2 separate regions of the Homo sapiens genome follow, and region 1 is linked to region 2. A link is a contact called in ENCODE Hi-C or POLR2A ChIA-PET data. All regions are on one chromosome and are shown on one strand. Each heading gives the region's core, a stretch centred on a gene start or an enhancer-like site at or near the end of the contact. The rest is flanking DNA. Distances are from core to core; before and after follow the strand shown. Region 1 holds the start of CTSC (cathepsin C). Region 2 has its middle 320 kb from the start of TMEM135.

What was found. A loop is a pair of places that touch in the nucleus more often than their neighbours do. ChIA-PET counts read pairs that join two places held with the same protein, here RNA polymerase II (POLR2A). Pooled maps may share reads with other maps.
Region 1: a loop to region 2 is called in a map of OCI-LY7, with 4 times the contacts of the local background. The contact joins the promoter of CTSC here to the enhancer-like site in region 2. A Hi-C loop is called at or near these places in 2 of 168 maps with a recorded cell type or tissue (OCI-LY7 and heart left ventricle) and 4 of 50 pooled maps. POLR2A ChIA-PET finds 5 or more read pairs at or near these places in 1 of 52 experiments (OCI-LY7).

The regions. Positions count from the first base shown.
Region 1 is chr11:88,336,390-88,339,089 of GRCh38, reverse strand. It overlaps CTSC (cathepsin C), which reads left to right and starts at 1,354. Exons shown (of 7, transcript NM_001814.6): 1 at 1,354-1,589. The coding sequence starts at 1,418. LOC101929174 (a long non-coding RNA gene) reads right to left here and starts at 1,206. Exons shown (of 5, transcript NR_188511.1): 1 at 1,034-1,206. RefSeq lists an enhancer at 1,359-1,638.
Region 2 is chr11:87,351,610-87,354,533 of GRCh38, reverse strand. No RefSeq gene overlaps it. Among named protein-coding and RNA genes, the nearest start is that of TMEM135, 320 kb to the right of the region's middle. Within about 2 kb of position 1,298, at least 4 of the 41 ENCODE cell types and tissues checked have a DNase peak (open chromatin) inside an H3K27ac peak, as active enhancers do; they include OCI-LY7, where a contact is called at or near this core.

The sequences.
Region 1 (2,700 bases), core at 105-2,604, 980 kb before region 2:
TTGTGCCCCCATTGAAGAGTATTTTCACCTCTGAACTTTCAAGGACAACTCCTTTTGCCTCATTGAAACTGGCTTTCAAGCTTGGCAACCAAGATAAGAATATTAAGTACACTTATTTTAACACTCAAGGACACTTTCTGAATAAACCAGAATCTAGGGAGATATAAGTGAATAATTTGGACCTGCTCTCTTTGAATGTTTATAATCTGGTGGAAAAAAAATGGACATATGAATATTGATTTGTGACCAGTGCAAAGGGGGCAAAAATTCATATCCCAAAGAAAACGGGGACACATCAGGTCTGTCTTGTTCATCACTGTGTCCACAGGGCCTGACACCTAGTAGGCTCAGTGGGAGAAAGGAGCCCCAATTACCAACAAAAGCCAGGAAAGAACGGGAGGCTCTTACGGAAAAGGGTGATACTTAAACTGAGCAAGGAGGCACCTGGAAATAGTGCCACCTAATAATTTTTGGCGATCAGACTGACACACTAGAACGGTTCATAAGACCAGCCTTCTCCCATTGGCTAGCTTCCTTCCTCACCCTTCTCACCCTGGGCAAGCCGCTTCCTCTCTCTGGGCCTCTTGCTTTTCCTCTGTAACATAAAAGGGGTTGAGCAATATCATCTCTGAGAGCGCCATGTGTGTGCGTGCCAGAGGGAAAACCCCCACAACGCTAATACATCAAAACTGCAGGTTTGCACAAAAACTGAATTCTGCTGAATGCAAACAGGCAAACAGCATTTACCAGGAAACAAAACAAAATCAAGCACATAAAAAAGTAGGAAGAGTTGGAAAACGGAAGGAAGATAAGTTCTCAAACAGCTGGAATAGTTGATGTTAGCTAGCGAAGTTTTTCAGAGGAAAAAACAAGAAGTTGGTTATGAGGCAAGTGGACCTGAGAAAAAAGACTAAAGGGGAAGAATAGCAAGTAAAACAGAACTCCACTTGCTAGATCTCTCCCTCTGTCGCGCTCTTTCACCTGACCCACTCCCTTATTCCCCCCACACCCTTTCCTTCTCTCCCTACGTTACCGCACAGGAACGAAGTCTGGGTCATGTGCGGACCGCTTGTGGCTCTTAAATCCTCTTTTTGTCACCCTGGCCGTGCAAAATTTTGAAACGTCCCTCGGCAAAAAAAATAAAAATAAAAAAAAAAAATCTGTCCCTGGCCTCTTCCCTAGTTCTGGGTCCAGTTGCAGCCAAGTGAGGGGCAGCGCGCGCTCCCAAGTCCCCGTTTCAGAGACGCGCACGCGCCTGGCGCCCAACCCCCAATCCCCTGCTGCTCAGTGACCCCGCCCACGGGTTTCCGGGCCGGCGTAGCTATTTCAAGGCGCGCGCCTCGTGGTGGACTCACCGCTAGCCCGCAGCGCTCGGCTTCCTGGTAATTCTTCACCTCTTTTCTCAGCTCCCTGCAGCATGGGTGCTGGGCCCTCCTTGCTGCTCGCCGCCCTCCTGCTGCTTCTCTCCGGCGACGGCGCCGTGCGCTGCGACACACCTGCCAACTGCACCTATCTTGACCTGCTGGGCACCTGGGTCTTCCAGGTGGGCTCCAGCGGTTCCCAGCGCGATGTCAACTGCTCGGTTATGGGTAAGCCGCCGGCTCGGCAGTCCTCCGGGTCGTCCTTTCTGCCCTTGAGCCCCTAACGCAGCGCCACGCCAACTACCGCTTCCCCCCAGGCAGACGCTTGTGGGTGGCCAGAGCATCTTGACTGGATTCGGGGACCCTTGGGGACCTTCTTCCCCGCCAGGCTCGCGAAGTTAAAGTTCATCTGCTGAGAACTTCTAACTCCACACTTTCTTGGTTATCTTGGGGACTCAACACTTTGATCAAGAACTTTTTTATTCCTCCCGCTTAATTTTGTTTGCTTTGAGAGAGACTTGGGAACTGCAATCGTTTGGTTCTCCAGTCCGATCTGGTAGCGTTATTTTTAAAATTTATTTTTATTTTTTATTACTATTTTACTAGTGAAGATAGATGAGCTCAGAGACTCTCGAGGATATAGCATGAAGTTTTCTCTTTTTGTTAGATGGTGGGAAAGGGACTTTCTGCCCAGCGATTTTGGTTTGAGCGGGTGTTGATGAGTACTAGAAAACGGCTAGTACCACTCTGCATTGTTTCATGCATTGCAAGGAGGTAAAAATTTTTTAAAAAATTAATAACAAAGAAAACTTAACTCTGAACCTAGTAATTAGAAATGCCCAGAGTCTGCACAATGTTTGGCTCATGGAAGGCTCTCAATAAATACCTAGTGTTTGAACATACTGGAGATATTCCATATGCCTTCAGATAACATGGTTACCCCTAGAACAAAGAACCTAGTGAAGGGGGTGGGGTGGAAAAAAGACAATCACTAGTTAGAAGAGTCACACTGTGGTCTACCCAAACCCTCTTACAGCCTGTGACTTCTGCAGAGTCAGTAAAAAATCAGCTATAATTTTCTTGTCAACAGAACAAAGATTAAGTCATTTGTTACTAAAGAAATACCTTTTTAACTGACTGTATAGCATTTCATAATCCTGAACATTGTAACTTTTTTTTTTTTTTTTTTGAGAATGGAGTCTTGCTCTGTCACCCAGGCTGTAGTTCAGTGGCGGGATCTCGGCTCACTGCAACCTCCGCCTCCCGGGTTTAAGCGATTCTCCTGCCTCAGTCTCCCGAGTAGCTAGGATTACGGGCACATGCCACCACGCCCGGCTAA
Region 2 (2,924 bases), core at 49-2,548:
CAGCAGGCCCTAAATTCTGCTAGTCGTCTTTCCTGTGCTCCAGGCTGCTCTCCTATCCTTCAGCACTAGGGCCCTAGGTGGGATTCACAGAAGGAATTATATCCCTACTCAGTGTTTACCTGACGATTATATACCCTTTCTCAGGGTTTACCTGACGAGCCAAACACTCTGTCGTCCTCACACCTGCCAGGGAAGTGCACTTCCTTTGGGGCCCAAAGCCCAGAATGGTTTGAGCAGATACAGCTTTATCTCTATTTCATGCTCTGTTGAGTTCCTCTCTTAGATGTATTTTCATCCTGTGAGTTTTCTTTGGTGGAAGAGAAGGTATTTTAAGCTTTTTTGGAGCAGAGGAGTAATTTCCTGGTTGTGATCCAGGCTCTAAATGGCTTCCTATACCCTGCCTTCCCCGCCCCAGTCCCTCCCTGCTTCCACACAGCAGACCAGGCAGAAGCCTTCCTAGCCTGGCTCTTCCTGTGTAACACATTCCCCCCAGAGCATGTGTGGATGTGGGGTGGGGAAGGATTAAGCCTCTTGTGTCCTGTGTCATAGGCCATATAAACACCTCAAAGACATCACCCCTTCCAGAACCCTGCACAGATGTGATACATATAATGCATAAGTACATGACTACATGAGGGTTCTCATCATATCCCCTTTTGTGCTTGAGTATGAAACAGACAAACTAAACCCCTCTATTTCCATGAGCTCATGAACAATTACAGTAAGAACTCCGGCTCCCAAATGAGAGCTAACAGCCCCTAACAACCTTTGACTTGGAAGTGGACTTTAAAAAGACAGTGCCAAGAGCTGTGTTACCCACTGACAGTTTAGGGACAAGGTCTGGGTGCCCACAGAGCCTAGGTGTCGAGGACGAAGGAAGCCTCTGCTGGGAAGATGAGCCTGAGACAGCTACAGAAGGAAGATGGCACATGTGGCCAGGACAGGCCCCAAAGAGGATCAGCTCGCCTGCCTGAGTACATCCGGGCATCCTCTTTGCAGAAGGCTACTCTCAATCTCCCTCCAACACATTGTGACACCCATTTTTTGCAAGTCATCTGTTGCTCAGAGGAAACGCTAGACAGTGGTTGGGCCATAATTATAAAGACAGGTAGATGTGTGACATTTCCGAGGGCTAGGCTGGGTGCAGGGAGGCAGGACAGTAGGAGGCTGCCTAGAGAAAACATTTTTTCAGATCTGGCACTCTTGGTATACACCACTGAAGGGCTGACTCTATGACTGAGAGAGCTGATGATTCACTTGTGCCCCGTCTGATCTGGGACTTAGACCTTCTCAGCACTTCCTGCCAACCCGACTAATGGCCAGATGGGCTGCCTAGGAGAGGGGCATCGCCCAATCTGCAGGAAACAGTAATTACAAATCAATGTTTGTGGGACCTGACTGGGGTCGAGCCTGCAGAAGCTGGGTTTGTGGCCAGTCGAGGGATCCTGCCAGCCTAGGGTGCCAACGTTCTAGGGTGCCAACGTGGGGCAGGGCTGAACACCAATCTGGCCAGGCAAGCGTCAGCAAGCCAGATCCTGCACTGAGCCTGAGCCCAAGCCCGCGGGTTGCTCTCCGACTAGCGCTCGTGGAACACGGGTGCCACCTAGTGGCCAGATCTGGCATGACTGGCCCCCAGAGGTCCCAAGGAACCGCCTGTGCGGCGGGGATCACGATAGCCACCACTGCATGACAGTAATGACGTCAATACTATATCAACACCACGCATCTTTCCAGCCATCCTGCCCTCTGCCCTAAGCCTTTGTTCAGGCTGATCCCTCTGTCATCATAATCGCATTAATTACAATAGTAAGAGTAGCATCTCCATCAAAAAGAACAAGACTCTCCACCATGTATTGGGCACTTACTTTGTGCCATACACTATGCTAGGCACACGGATTAGAAATTACCAAGCTAAGGTCCCTTCCTTCATGGGACCCATATGCTCAGATATTTGCAATTAACCAAAATCTAAGACATAGTGGCAAAATAGATTCAACAACCTGCAGGGGCAAAGATGAGGTGACAAGTCATTGAATATCAGGAGCTGGTTTTTAGGTGTCATCAAGGGTGCAAAGGATGGGTAAGATTTCAGTAGGTGACAAAAGGGAAAACATTCCGAGCAAAGGAATGGGACAGTGAAAACAACGGGTCCAGGAAACAGCAAGTGTAGCTGCCAAATATTGTGTATGTGGAGGGGGGGGGGTACAGGGGGGTACCAGGACCCAGAAACGGTTGGAACTTGAAGTTATGATAACCTGTGATGTAAGCCAGTTTCTGGGTTTGAACTTTTCTTCTGAGGCCTAAGATAAGCCACTGGAAGGTTTGAAACAAGAATATCGGTTGTTTCTTAAAGATCTATTTAAGAGGCCAGTGTGCAGAGATTGGTTAGGAAAAATGGCTGCAGCATTTGTTACAACATAATTCACTCAACATCCAACAGAAAATGACAAGCCTGTTATGAGCCAGATGCTGTTCATACAAAAATCTCTTCTCTCGTGAAACCCACATTCTGGAGTTTGATGAGAGAGTGGGTAGGAGGGATAGAGAGGAAACAGATGGAAGATATTGCAGAAGTTGAATCTCCAGGACTTTGATGGCCAAAGAGGAAGAAAGAGGAAGGAGTAAAAGATGTCACCTAAATGAGAAAGAGAGAAGTAAAGCCACCTGATGCTGGAACTGAAAGAAAAGGGCAGGTCTGTGGGGAAAGGAAATGAGTCTGCTTTGGTAATCAGTTGATTCAACAAGCAACTCCAAAGCAAAAACTCTGAGTCCACAAAATCAACATTACATTACAACGACCCACCTCTCCCATCCCATGAAAATTGAGACTAGGTTTACTGCCATTACAGGTTAAAACTGTGCTGAATTAGTTGTCAAATACAAATCTCTATAAACAGAAAAGGAGCGTTCTCTTGGAGAGAAAA